2 separate regions of the Homo sapiens genome follow, and region 1 is linked to region 2. A link is a contact called in ENCODE Hi-C or POLR2A ChIA-PET data. All regions are on one chromosome and are shown on one strand. The core of a region is the stretch at or near the end of the contact, and the rest is flanking DNA. Distances in the headings are between cores, read along the strand shown.

What was found. A loop is a pair of places that touch in the nucleus more often than their neighbours do. ChIA-PET counts read pairs that join two places held with the same protein, here RNA polymerase II (POLR2A). Pooled maps may share reads with other maps.
Region 1: a loop to region 2 is called in a pooled map, with 5 times the contacts of the local background. The contact joins two enhancer-like sites. A Hi-C loop is called at or near these places in 6 of 50 pooled maps. POLR2A ChIA-PET finds 5 or more read pairs at or near these places in 4 of 52 experiments (HepG2, T-cell, activated CD4-positive, alpha-beta T cell and 1 more).

What each region holds. Positions count from the first base shown.
Region 1 is chr12:120,226,182-120,233,419 of GRCh38, forward strand. The region is part of intron 1 of PXN (paxillin); the gene reads right to left. Among named protein-coding and RNA genes, the nearest start is that of PXN-AS1, 29 kb to the left of the region's middle. RefSeq lists enhancers at 173-222, 3,831-4,390, 4,832-6,031, 5,511-6,070, 6,071-6,630 and 3 more and silencers at 2,313-2,422, 3,665-3,959. Within about 2 kb of position 5,295, at least 34 of the 41 ENCODE cell types and tissues checked have a DNase peak (open chromatin) inside an H3K27ac peak, as active enhancers do.
Region 2 is chr12:120,002,203-120,009,166 of GRCh38, forward strand. The region is part of intron 2 of BICDL1 (BICD family like cargo adaptor 1); the gene reads left to right. Among named protein-coding and RNA genes, the nearest start is that of BICDL1, 16 kb to the left of the region's middle. Within about 2 kb of position 5,234, at least 6 of the 41 ENCODE cell types and tissues checked have a DNase peak (open chromatin) inside an H3K27ac peak, as active enhancers do.

The sequences.
Region 1 (7,238 bases), core at 4,045-6,544, 220 kb after region 2:
ATTTCCTCTGGGCCCAATCAGCAATGGGTGGATCCCTCTTTCTCCACCATGGGCAGGGCCAGCTAAGAAACCCCATAGGACTCCCCAGAGCAGGCAACGAATGAGTGCAACCCCAGTAGGGGGCAGGAGCAGCTGCCATCCTTGAAGGCCCACTGGGGCCAGGAGCTTCACCTTTGTTACCTGCCATCCTCACAACGCCACCAGCACAGATGGTATAACTGCGGTTCAGAGGCAGAGTCACATCCCACACTGCCAAGGCTGGATGAAGTGACAATGCTGGACTCTGATCTCAGGTCTCTTGGACTCCAAACACCCAACAGAAGACAAATGGTCAGGCTTCCTTGTCAAACATTTTGAATCAGGGACTCCACCAAACACCCGCTCCACCACAATGTGATTCTAAGCCTGGGCTTTTGGTTTATGGATTGGATTCAGGTTTACAATGTCAACAGGCTCTTGGGAGCACAGATCCCTAGGCTGGTGAAGTATTGGTGAGAGGATGCAGTCCTGGGGCACAGAGACACAAGATCACTCATTCTGAGGTCGAGCCAGACCTGAGTTCAAGTGCCAGCTCCCCTCTCTACCATCCATGCCACAGGGCAAATCGCTTAGCTTCTCAGGGCCTGTTGTCTCAGTAAGCTCTTGAATAACTCTGACCTCAAAGTACTGGTGTGAGGTTTATAAGGGCTAGCAGGTACACTGGAAGCTGCAGACATCAGTTGCAAATATCAGGCTCTCCAGACCCAAGTCACTCTGCAGGAGGAAGCTCCATAGCACATTGGAAGCTACAAACATCAGATCTGATTTGCTCTGTAAAATCCAGAATAAGGTCTTCCTCCAAGGAGAGCAGTGTAGGTAGGATGCAAAGTACTAACTTCTTCTAAGTCTCCTAAGTCTTTTCTGGGTAGAATATGAGCAAACCATGAAAAGGGCAACCTTGAAAAGAAAAGAAAAGTAATAAAGTAACATTCAAATTGTAGCATGTCCCAGCCTGGGCAAAACAGTGAGAGCCTGTCTCTACAAAAAATTTAAAAATTAGCTGGGTGTGGTGGCGCATGCCTATAGTCCCAGCTATTCAGGAGGCTGAGGTGGGAGGATCACTTGAGAACAGGAGTTGGAGATCGGCTTGGGCAACACAGTGAAACCCCATCTCTACAAAAAATTTAAAAATTAGCTGGGTGTGGTGATATGCGCCTGTAGTCCCAATTACTCAGGAGGCTGAGGCAGGAGGATTGCTTGAGCCCAGGAGGTCAAGACTACAGTGAGCTACAATTGCACCACTGCACTCTAGCCGGGGTGACAGAGCAAGACCCTGTCTTAAAAACAAACGAACAAATCATAGAGTGCAGATGTCAGGGAGAAGGCACATCATTATTCAGTTTTCTCCAAAGTTTTGTCTATTTGAGGGACAGAGAAAAACCCCAGCAAGTCCATCCACCAGCCACAGGGTCTCTGGTATGGCTTCCTCCTCTCTCTCCACCCTTCATTCTCACCTAGTGATTTGGACAGGCAAGGACTAGGCAAGAGGGGTAGGGGTTGGTGCCTCCAAACCCCCCACAAACTCCTCAAGAAAGAAAACCAGAAATACAGGAGGCAAGCCAACAGTAGACTCCTAGCTTTACTTTGATTTCCAATGGGTGCAAATACCTGAGACTTCCCCATAGGCTGCAAAATGGTTAAGGGTCAGAGTCCCCTTGCAAGCTCAGCAAACGTCCCCCCTGGCTTGAGCAAACAGAGCTGGCAGACACTGCACACAGGAAGGAGTCCACTTGAAGGCAGAGCCCCATCCCAGCGGGGTCCCCCAGTGTCCGGCTCCAGCCTTTCCCTCTGCTCTAAATATTCCTGCTCCTCATACCCCAAAGAAGGTGTCAGGCTATCCACTCTTCAGAGAAAATGGTACCCACTGAAACCATTCAAGACCAGGAATACACCCTCCCTTCCCACATGCTGGGAGGACAGATTCCAGACACGCTGCTCGGAAGTAGTCGGGAGACCTCATTCAAGCTAAGAAAGGCCTCAAATTTCCTTGGCATTACTCTACTAAGTTTCCAGGTCCAGGCCTGGGGCCCTCCAGACCCAAGTCACCCTGAAGGAGGAAGCTCTCTCTCTGGGGCTTCCCAACCACTTTCTGGAGGAAACCCACCCTGAATTCTGCAGGTTTTCTGTCTCTCTGGGCCAGCGGAAGTATGCAACATGAGGAGGTAGGCCAGGCTGTCTCGAGGCTGAGGGCAGGCTAGGTGCAAAGTCCCCAGCGAGCCATGGGCAAAGGCCACGGAGCTATGTCCTGGCTCCGCCCTGGTGAGGAAGGGGTGCAGACTGTCTGCTGCTCCCCACCAGAGGGCACCATTGGCCCGTCAGCTTCTTGCCACTGGGTAACCTCGTGCAATCTTGCAATTTTCTAGCCGGGGAAGACTGGGGAGCCCCTGGCCATGGGCGCAGTGGGGAAGTTTCTATCCTTAGAGAACAAGGCTGAGCTGGAGGAACACAGCAAGCTAGTGGGAGGAACACAGGTAGCCTGGTATCACTTGAAGGCACAACCCAAGGGTGACATGCAGGGCTCTGGAGAACCAGAGGGGTGCACGCCCTCGCTTCCAGGGCCCTGTGCAAATGCAGCACCGTGTGCGCCCCTATCTGCACCCCATGGCTGCACCTGGTCGGAGCAACAGCATGGAACAGCTGCAGCTTTGGGTCGGGAGGCCGCCCTGGGGCAGGTGGCTGGGCAGAAACAGTGCACTACGGCCAGGCTGAGAGGAAGAAGCCCTTCCCTGGGCCTCAGCAACTGACTGAGCGTAATCCTTACAACCGGTGGGAGCCGCTGGAGGGTTAAGGTACAGACACCCTCAGCCCACTGCTCCGAGGAGGAGGGGACCGGTTCGCCTGCATTCCAGGGCAAGTGCTGCAGCTGCATCCCTCACATTCCTGTACCCACCTAGGGGCTCCGGGTGGAAGGAAACCTGGGTCCCCTTGTACCTACAATGGGGGGATGTCCCCCAGACTGTGGCTCTGGGGACCCCGGTTGATCCACTGACGCATGGCACTCAATATCAGATTAAAGAGAATCAATTAAAACCTTCCGCCCCCACCCCCGACTGCAGCACAGAAACAAGCCAGGCTGCTTCCTCCTACCTAAGCCCCTGCCACTTCTTAGTGTGTGATAAAGACTATCAAGACCAGAGGCCTGGAGCTGGACAGGTGCCAAGAGAGAGGAGATAAAAGTCCATCTCTCTGAGGGGGTGGGAGGACCCAGAGCGATTCCATTCTCTCCTCCCAGGCTCTGAGGACTTTCAGTGTTACAACTTGTACGGTGAATCCTCAGTCACCTGGGCTCTGCTCAATGGCTGAACTGCTCGGATAGGCTGCTTAACTGCTTTTGTGCCTCAGTTTCCTTGTCTGCCCAATAGGAATTCCACCATTTTACTCACAGGATTGGGACTACATGAGAAAAAGATATAAAGTGCTGACTTAGCACAGTGCCTGGAATACAGCACACAGGAAATGGGAGTTGCTAAATAGATTACAAGCTTCTTCCCAGGGAGGTGTTAAGCCCTAGGAGGGGAAAGAAATCACCTCCCCGTCCTATCCAATCCCTGAGGGCAAAGGGTGCTGCCCTCTAGTCCCAGATCAGCAGGAAGCAGGTAAATGTGGGGCATGGAGCCAGCTTTTCCATCCCTTCTTGGAGTTTACAGGCTGCCCTGCCACACCAGCCCCAGCGCCAGGGCCCCGTGGTCCCTGCCCACCTTTGCCATTCTGGACTCCTCCACCAGCAGCCCCAGGCAGAACTAGAAGAGGTATAGTCCTGTGGCCCTCAGGCAGCGCCCCACCTTAGCACGCCTTGCATTCTCGAGGCCTGGCCCAGGAGAGGCCCACGTAAGAACAAGGTATTTTCCAGCCCCTTCACCCACCTTCTTCTGCAGGCCAATTTCACTCAGCTTTCATTGCCCCAGGCAGGGAGCGGCCAGTGCAGCTTCCTTAGGAGCTGACAAGCCAAAGGAAGGAGCAGCAAGCACCGCCCTGAAAGCTCCAGCACCAGCAGCAACGGGCTGCCATAGCACAGGGGCCTTCCCCGCAGCCCTGGGCCAGCTGTCCATCCCTGCCATCTGATAGGAAACCCAGACTCCCAGAGAAACAAGTCCCTGTCCTAGGGGGTCTGGGGATGCCCAGCCTCATGGCCTGTCTATCCTGTTGGGTCCAGAACTCTGGACAAGGGAGGTTCCCAACCCCCTGATGACCACCTGGGCAGCCTTGGTAGCTCTGAGTGTCAGAGAAGCTGCGGCCTCCTTACAGTTGCCCACGCTCAGGGATATAAGCAGTGAGCAGGGCTTGGCCCTTCCTAAGGAAGGAGCTATGTAAACAGCAGGACCAGCTCAGGGATGGTCTCATCTCAGCCCCTTTGGTGAGACTCTTCCAGATTAGGAAGGAAAACAGAACGGGAAGGCGGGTCTCCCCCCTCCCCCTGGCTCCAAGTTCCCCTCCCCTCCCCCAGCCCAGAGCACATGAGCAGTTAGAGCAGAGGTAATCTAATCCGCAGCGGGGTGCTTTCACTCGGTGAGTAAGTCCCCAGGAATGGTGAGCTGGGTATATTTATCCTGATAACCGTCTGTCCTCAGTAAGGGCCAATCCACAATTAGGCCAGATCCACTCTGCCCCACCCACCCCCAGCCCAGGGACCTAGGGCCTGGACACTGACTAGGAACTCAGTCTCCTTGAGGGGCCTTCCCTGCCAATTTGGGTTCTTGTCAACTGTCTCCTCTCCAAGAATTAAGCTCCAGAGAGCAGGGGCCTTGTCGGTCTTGTTCGATGCCATATCCCCAGCAGCTAGAATGAATGGCTGAATGACAGAGGGGCTGTGAAGAGGAGGAGGATGGGGAAGCAGCAGTGAGCAGAGCAAACAGCCAGTGCGGAGGAGGGGAGCCAGGATGCCCTGATCCCAGGCCCAGCGGATGAGTGGGGGCCCCTCAGCGGATCCTCTAACCTCTCTGGATGTCTTCTCTATCAAGAAAATGGGCAGAACCCGATTTGTCCCCATTCCTAGTAGCATGCTCTGAGGAGATAATACAATTATGGGTGAGATTTATATAGCACCTTTGAGCTCTTCCGAGTTAGTCTAAATCCAAGATTCTGCTATTATCTGAATCCCAGACAGGAACTGCTCTGCTAAGAGGATGGATGAGAAACGATCAATACCATAGTGTCATTTAAATATTTAATAGCCATGCCTGGAGGTTACAAAGACTCAGCCACCAATTCTCCTCCGCTGACTCATGCCTCACTCAACAGGAACTGCATTTTACCCTTACAGCCCTGAAGGAAGTGTGGGCTGGGGGGTGACACACAGGAAGCCAGGGGAGAAGGCCCAGGAGTCTTCCAGTCAGCCGCCAGGGGAGGAGGGGGTGGTCATTTGGATGAAGTGGTTCTTCCCCAGGCTTCCTACAGGCCTAGCTTAGGAGGGTGGCTTCCTGTATGCTGAGGAGCTCTTCCTTGCAGAGGGTGACACAATATGAGTGTGCAGACAGACTGGCTTTATTGGCTGCCTGGCTTGTGCCCAAGGTCACAGGGCACAGGTAACCAGAGACCTGAGAAAATAATGGCTGCAAGGCAACTCCAGCAGTCACCCTGAGCTCCAGGCAGAAGACCAACTGTGCCAGGCCCATCTGCACCAGGCACACACAAGGCCCACCCATCAGGCTCCTGGCTGCAGCCACTTCCCCATCAAATTGGGCTCCAGGAGCTTAAGCAACAGCAGGTGAGACAAGGCTGCCCAGGTTGACTCTGAGCACTTCTATGCATCTGCCTTAGGCTACAGACACAGGAGTTCAGGCCAGGCTGGCCAAACACCAGAGTCTTTCTCTTCTTTTTTTCTTTTTTTGAGACAAGTCTTGTTCTGCCACTCAGGCTAGAGGCCTGATCACAGCTCATTGCAGCCTAGAATTCTTGGGCTCAAGGGATCTTCCTGCCTCAGCCTCCCGAGTAGCTAGGACTAAAAGCACATGCCACCACACTAGGCTTTTAAAAACTTTTTTGTAGAGACAGGGTCTCACTATGTTGCCCAAGCTGGTCTTGAACTCCTGGCCTCAAGCCATCTTCCTGCCTGGGCCTTCCCAAAGTGCTGAGATTACAGACAGGAGCCACCATGCCCATCCCCAGAGTCTCTTTCATATTGTAAATAACTCATCTCTCCTGTCCAGAATCAGTGGGCCCTCCCTCCTCCAGAGGTCCCAGAACATTGTGGACACATTTCATTGGTCAGATGTCATCCACCTCTTTAGGTCGCCCAGAGATGCTAGACCTTTTCAGGTCAAGTCCAGGGCCCCATTCCAGGCCCAACTCACAGCTCCTTCAATGGGTAAAACCCAGATTCACATACAAAAAAGACAGCCTCAAACCCAGGAGACTCATGGGCTGGAAAGGTTCTCAGCTGTTCCAAATCGACCCCAGCCCATTCCTGCAATCTGGGCTCTTCCAGGCAAGTTGATCTGTTGCAGAGCAGGGCGGCTCCTTGGGCCTCTCACCCCTGCTAATCACCAACAGAGGTTAGGAGGGGCTCAAAGTGAGTCATCGTCCCACAGAGACCCGAACAAAAAGTTCAAAAGTTTGCCTGTTCCTGAGATGAGCTGCAGTTTTTTTGCGATTTTTGTGGATTTCATAGCATTAGTTACCCACTCTTTGCTAATCAGGTTCTCACTAACCAGCCAGCACCTTCCCCTTTTTTCAGGCAGCAAGGTCATTTCCCGAAGTCAGCTCTCGCTTGCCTGACTTCCCCAGTTCTCTTTTCTAAGTCCCTTTAATAGCTCCCACATTTAGCTGGTCACTAAGTCACATCAATTCTTCCTTCGCGGGGCCTCTCCCTGTCATCACTTGCCTCCCTTTCCTTTCATCACCACAGCCAACCACTTGGACTAGCATTCGAATCCATGCTCAGTGCCTACCTGAACTTGACTGCAGCCCCCTGCCCTGGGTTCTCCCAATCTAACGCTTCCTGCACACACCATCGGCCCGAACTTCTTGGCACCCAGCCTTTTTGGGGCATGCCTCACACTTCACTCTTGCTTCTCCCCCTAGACTGCAGGTCCTCTGTGGGCAAGAACATCCTCCTGCTCCTGAATCCCCACAGCATGGATACCCTCATAGGCCTCCTTTTTTTTTGAAATGGAGTCTTGCTCTGTCAACCAGGCTGGAGTGCAGTGGCATGATCTCAGCTCACTGCAGCCTCCACCTCCCGGGTTCAAATGATCCTCCTG
Region 2 (6,964 bases), core at 3,984-6,483:
ATTAGACCCACCCTAATGACCTCATTTTAATTTGATTACCTATGTAAAGACCCTGTCTCTAAATAAGGTCACATTCTGAGGTACTGGGTTTTGAACTTCAATATATGGATAGGGGAAGGGGAACATAATTCAACCCATAAGAAACGTGTTGGGGTTTTCTTACCAACAGATACAACTCTTGGATGTTAATCAGTGCTGTCTGTGGGAGGTGTTCACAGTAGTGTCACTTTTCTGGGGGGTTGCATATACTTAATAACATATTTACATACCAAAGATACATAAGCCTTTGGCCATATGACTAAGAGCTGCCATGGTTCATGGGAAGATACTTAGAACCCTTAATTTTATTCTTTGAAAAAGTCCCAATCCACCTCTCTCATTACCCTCCTCTAAAGACTAACCTGCATTCTATTCCTTGAGTAAAATATGAAAGCCTTTATTATTTTTTTAGATCTTCTTTAATTCAACATTCAGCAAATATTTATTGATCAAGGCACTGGGAATACAGTGGAGAACACAAGTCCTCTGTTTTATGAAGCTAGTAGGAGAAGATGTATAAATAAATGAACAATCCACAAGATACAGATTGCAGTAGGTACTATGAAGGGTGATTTGATGGAGACTGACTAGAAAGCAGGGAGCTTTTTCTACCTTAGAAAGACTCGGTAGGGGGCCGGGTCATGGTGGCTCACGCCTGTAATCCCAGCACTTTGAGAGGCTAAGGCGGGCAGATCACCTGAGGTCAGGCATTTGAGACCAGCCTGGCCAACATGGTGAAACCCCATCTCTACTAAAAATACATAAATTAGCTGGGCATGGTATCGTGAGCCTGTAATCTCCAGCTACCGGGGAGTCTGATGCAGGAGAATCGCTGGAACCTGGGAGGCAAAGGCTGCAGTGAGCCGAAATTGTGCCACTGCACTCCAGCCTGGGCAACAGAGCAAGACCCCATCTTTAAAAAAAAAAAAAAAAAACAGTCGGTAGGGAAGGCTTCTGTGGGGAGACAACATCTGAGATGAGACCCCAAGGGTGAGGAGCCAGCTGTGGAAGAGCTAAGGGAACAGCATTCTTTGATGAATACTGTTAGACTGTAAACTCTATGAGAGCAGGGACTCTATCTGTCTTGTTTATTGTTGTAAACAGGTATCTAGCAGAGTGGGCATTCAATAAAAGATGGTTGGGTTTTGTTGTTGTTGTTAAATGATTATCTAAAATACCCAATAAGGAGATTATTAGAACTATAACTGTCAAGAATACACTACCCCTCCATGTACTCTTTAGAAGTGCACTCCTGACTTTCACACTCACTCTTACACTGCGTGTATGCTGTTTGAAAACCAGTTGTCAAAGGTGCCATGGATATCAGTGCTTTGACAGGCAACCTATAGCTAATGGTGACTCACTTGCCTAGACACCTAATATTATTATCATAGATACTCCTGGAATTGCATAAAAAGCCAGTCTTCAATGAATTGAGAAGAGTGACTACATATGAGAATGGACAGAGCTTTTGTGCATTGATTTAAAGTCTGCAGGTCCTTTTGCATTGCACTGTGCTTCTCCATGGTCTGCAGGTTGGTCAGTTACAGAGCGATTGGTTCTGTAGTTCTCTGACTCTACTGATGGGTATGGAAATGAGCCTTTTAGCTTTTACAAAAAATTCTCGTCTCATGGGACGATTGGCCATTATTTGGGTTTAGGTATCATTATGGCTTTCCTGTCCTTCTTGGGAGCGTACACTAGACAAAAGAACTCCCTGTCTGCAACTCTGTGTCATCTCATCTGTTCTCATGCTCCACATGGTCTGTAGTATGGAGAAGGAGGCAGCCAGAGGTTCTCATTTGGAAAGCTGAATGGTGATTGCTTCTGAGCAGAGCCTCACGTAGGATATATAATTGCTCACTGTGCAGCCCTGATGGCTTCTTCAAGAGTAAAACTCGAGAATTCACCTTAAAATAATTATTTTTTCTTTGATTTATTTAGGTATTGTGCTATATTCTTTTTGCATTTGTTTTCCCAGAGCCCCCTCCATTTATCCCTTTCCCCTCATCACAGTGCTACAAGTGTCTCTAACAAACCTCTCCCCAGTTTCTCACATCCAGAATTGGGGTCATGTGCCTTGTCACTATGACTTTGGGTATTACTCCCTAATACCCAAAGAGAGAAGCTGTTTTGGGAGCATTGTATAAAAAGGGCTGCTTCAAAGGCTGAATGAAGCCAAGATGGGTTTCTACTATAGAATCACTGAGATAGGGAGGGTGATAAAGAGCATTCAACAGGAAGTTATGCCTAGGTCCAAGGCCAGGAGAATCCAAAGCCTGTACTTTAAACTAGAAGGGATTAGGCCAAGAGATACCTGGAGGAATGGTCTAAATATTGGTGAAGGAGAGACTGAAATAAAGAAACAAAGATCCATTATAGTTCAGGTGAAGCCAGGAAGTTTGAAATCTATGTTTATGAAAGATTGGCTCCCAATGGGGTGTTATTTTTATGAACTTTGATTTATCTGGCTAGGATAGGGTCGGCTTCTTAAGGAACTTAGCTTTACTGAATATTCCTTAGTAGATATTCAGAAATTCTAGTTTTGCCTCTATCCTAAGTTTAAGTTTTATAGATTTGTTTGTTTGTTTGTTTCTGAGACGGAGTGTCGCTCTTGTTGCCCAGGCTGGAGTGCAATGGCACGATCTCAGCTCACTGCAGCCTCAGCCTCCCAGGTTCAAGGGATTCTCCTGTCTCAGCCTCCTGAGTAGCTGGGATTACAGGCGCCCGCCACTATACCCGGCTAATTTTTGGTATTTTTAGTAGAAGCGGGATTTCACCATGTTGGCCAGTCTAGTCTCAAACTCCTTGACCTCAGGTGATCTGCCCACCTCGGCCTCGAAAAGTGCTGGGATTACAGGCATGAGCCACCGTACCTGGCCTATAGATTTTTAAATTTTAAAAATGTTTATTGTGTTTCCTGATGGCAAAAAGAATTCATGTTCACTGTGAAATAATATTGAGACAATAGAGAAATGTTCAGTACAAATGTTCAGTGAAAATCTCCCATGGTCCTCTTCCAAAGAAAATACTAGCCATGGTTTGGTGTTAATTTTTTTTGTATTTCTTCATATGTGATACACACATGCACACATGTTGTACATAACTTTTCTACTTATTTTGCTTTGTTTTTGTTTGTTTTTGAGAGAGTCTTGCTCTGTCTCCCAGAGTGCGGTGGCTGGAGTGTAGTGGCACAATCTCGGCACACTGCAACCTCCACCTCCTGGGTTTAAATGATTCTTGTGTCTCAGCCTCCCAAGTAGCTGGAATTACAGGCGAGTGCCACCATGCCTACCCAATTTCTGTATTTTTAGTAGAGATGCGGTTTTGCCATGTTGGCAGGCTGGTCTCAAACTCCTGGCTTCAGGTGATCCACCTCGGCCTCCCAAAGTACTGGGATTACAGGTGTGAGCCACCACGCCCAGCCGTTTTTGCTTTCATTTTAAACAAAATGGTTTTCTTAAAATTCTTTCACTTACTATATCTTGGAATTTTTTTTAAAGTATTTTAAATGGTTGTATATAGTATTCCATATAGCACATATGGAGGTACCACGGCTAATGTAACAGCTATGCCATTGAAGGGCATATGTGTTGGTTATAGTGATTTAGTGTTACAAATACTGCTGCAGTGAACATCCTTGTTCATACATTTTTGCACTCTTCACATTTTTCTAGGTTAGATGCCTACAAACAGGATAGCTAGGTCAAATGGTATGTACATTTAAATTTTTAATAGATACTATCATATTGCTCCAAGAATGTTTTAATAGTCTATACTCTCCTCATATCTACCTTCATCAAGAGTGCAAAACCTATCATTCTGTATGCATACATAGTACAACTATAAAGAAAACTGAGGTAATTATCATCACAAAAGTCAAGATAATGGTTACCTGGGGAATGTGTGTGATTGGTGGGGAGGATCCCCGTCATCATGGAATGGTGCCTGGAGAGGAGGCTTCTGGAAAGCTGGCAGTGTTCTGTTTCTTGACCTTGGTGGGAATTATGTGGGTGTTTGCTTTATAATTATTTGTTAAGCAAGACGTATTTGTTTTATGTATTTATCTTTATATATGTTGTATTTCACAATTTGAAAAATTCATTCATTCATTCATTCATTCAAATACTTATAATGTGCACCTACTATGTATGAAGTCACTGTTCTGAGTAACAGTGATGCTACAGTGAACAAGGTGCATTCCCTGTCTGAAAATAATGCAGGAAGTTGACAGTAAAGAAGGAAATACATAAACAGACAAATCAGCTAGTGATAGTACTATGAATACAATAAAACCAGGTAAGGAGGAGAAAGTGGTAGCTGTAGAGACAACTCAATTTTTGATAGGATTCTCAGGAAGGAACCTTTGGGGAGGTGAAGTTTGAGCAGGATAAAAAGGAGCAAAAGAGTATTCCTGGCAAAGAAAACAACATGTAAAAGCCTAAGAACAGTGGAAAGAAGGCTGCTATGACTGGGGTGTGGTTAGCTTGGAAAGGGTTAGGAGATGAGATCAGAGAGGTAATCAGCAGCCAGATCTCATAGGGCCTTGCTAGCTACCAGGGGTTTTAGTCAGTGTGCTGGGAAGCCAGTGATATGTTTTTGGCAGGGGAGCATCATGACCTGATTGATAACAACTTTTAAAAGATTAGTTACTCTAGGAGGATGGATTATCGGGCTGAGGGTGGAGGGATAGAGATGGATGAAGAAGCGACTCCCCAGGTAGAGTTGATGGTAGCTTTGATTATGGAAGTGTTGAAACGGGTTAGGTTGGATATATGTTTTGAAGGTAGAACTGACAAGACTTACTAATGGAATAAATGGTTGTGGGAAGGAAGGTTAAAGAAAAAAAATAATCAAAAATGACTCCTAGGTTTTTGTCTTGAGCTACTGGAGGAATAGTGGCATCATTAACTTGAGAGACCAAAGGCTAGAGGAAGGAAAGAGGGATAGGTTGGAATATAAAGTCAAATAATTCATCTTAGACTGTGTGGATAATTAAGGTTGAGATGCCCTTTACATATCCATGTTAGTTTCACATAAGTAGAACAAATGAGAATTCTGTTGTATTGAGGTGAAATACTGAGTTAAATTTCCGCAGCCATCTGAGCTCTCTCAGGACCTGAGACTCTGTTCTAGTACCTTTCATGAGGTTGTCACCAAGAATTTCCTCATTCACAGTGACGGAAGCTGAATTCAGACAAGAGTGTCCCCCACCCCCCACGTACACACTCTCAGCTCCTAGAAGAACCACCTTCTGAGTTCATGCCTGTGAGGTGAGATGTGTAGGAGGAAGTTAATGCAAACAGATGCTTTGTCTGTTTCCTGCCTGTTTGGAGCTGTTTTCCTCAGTCAGCCTCTAATGCCTTATCCACACACAAAGAATACAGTTTGCATACTAGCTGAAACTAATCTTCTCTGAAAAGACTAATTTTCCTCTGAAAGGTAAACAGATCCTTGTTCTTTAAACAGCTCATTTTGGATTAGCAACTCTGCGTCTGGTACACTTCTTGAAGCACATTTCTCCCAGTTTCCTTTCTTGGAGTTAAAGACATTAATACAGTGTCCATAAGTGTCACCACCACTCTGCCTCTGTTGAGTGATGCAGAACCATTTTTGTTTCTAGAACACTTTACAGTGAGCAACAGCTGGTTATCAGAAGTAGTTTTAATTGCTGAATGGGCTTTTGTTCCTTTTGAGGTGGGGGCTGTATTATTTGTTTTTTTCTTAAAAGTCTGCTTCGTTTACAGAGGCTGGCAATTTTTAGTCATCCTATTCTAGAAAGAAGTTATGAAAACAAGATAATTTCTCAACCAAATAACAGCTATTTAAATTTCCAAAGGACGTTCTCATATGTGACCTCTTCTGATCCCATTCCTGCCTGTGATGGAAGTCATGATAATTACTCTTTCTTTTTTTTTTTTTTTTTTTTTTTTTTGAGACAGGATCTCACTCTATTGCCCAAGCTGGAGTGCAGCAGCGCCATCATGGCTCACTATAGCCTTGACCTCCTGGGATCAGGTGATCCTCCCACCTCAGCCTCCCAGGTGGCTGGGACTACAGCTGTAAGCCACCATTCTTGGCTAATTTTTTATACTTTTTATAGAGATGAGTTTCACCGTGCTGCCCGGGCTGGTCTTGAACTCCTGGGTTCAAGTGATCCACCTGCCTTGGCCTCCCAAAATGCTGGGATTACAGGCGTGAGCCACTGTGCCCAGCCAATAGTTACTCTTTATTTGGCAGATAAGGAAACTGAGGGTCAGAAGTTTGGTGACACTTGCTCAAGGCCTTGCAAAGGTTACATGTTAACCACTGGCTTGAGGATTGGCTTTTTGTAAATCTTCCAGGATGGGTAGTCAATTGGAAATAAAAACCACTTCATATGTATTTCTATCTCATTGATTTGGTTGATTTTTTGGTTGATATTTGCTGGGTGGTATTGTTTTGGATGCCTTTTACATCACTAGGTAAAATGAATCCAAATGTTTGGAATTCATTCTTAGCAATGTTTGTTATATTAAGGATGTACTAGAAGGATTAAAAGTGGTATATTGAGAGGACCACTTCAGCTAAAACAGAAAAGGGCCTTTTACATAGGAGCTCTCTTCTGTGAAGACAGATTTTCCAGCATTTCCAGATTGTGCTATTGCTAATTAGTAGGTTAAACACATTAGGGTGGTAATTGCTTATTCTTCCGGCATAGAGGTGTTTTTTTTTTTTTTTTGGTAGATTCTTGTATTGATTAGTTGAGCCTGTTCTTTTCTTTTTGAGATGGAGTCTTCCTCTGTCACCAGGCTGGAGTGCAGTGGCGCAATCTCGGCTCACTGCAAACTCCACCTCCTGGGTTCAAGTGATTCTCGTGCCTCAGCGTCCCGAGTAGCTGGGATTACAGGCACACGCCACCACACCCAGCTAATTTTTGTATTTT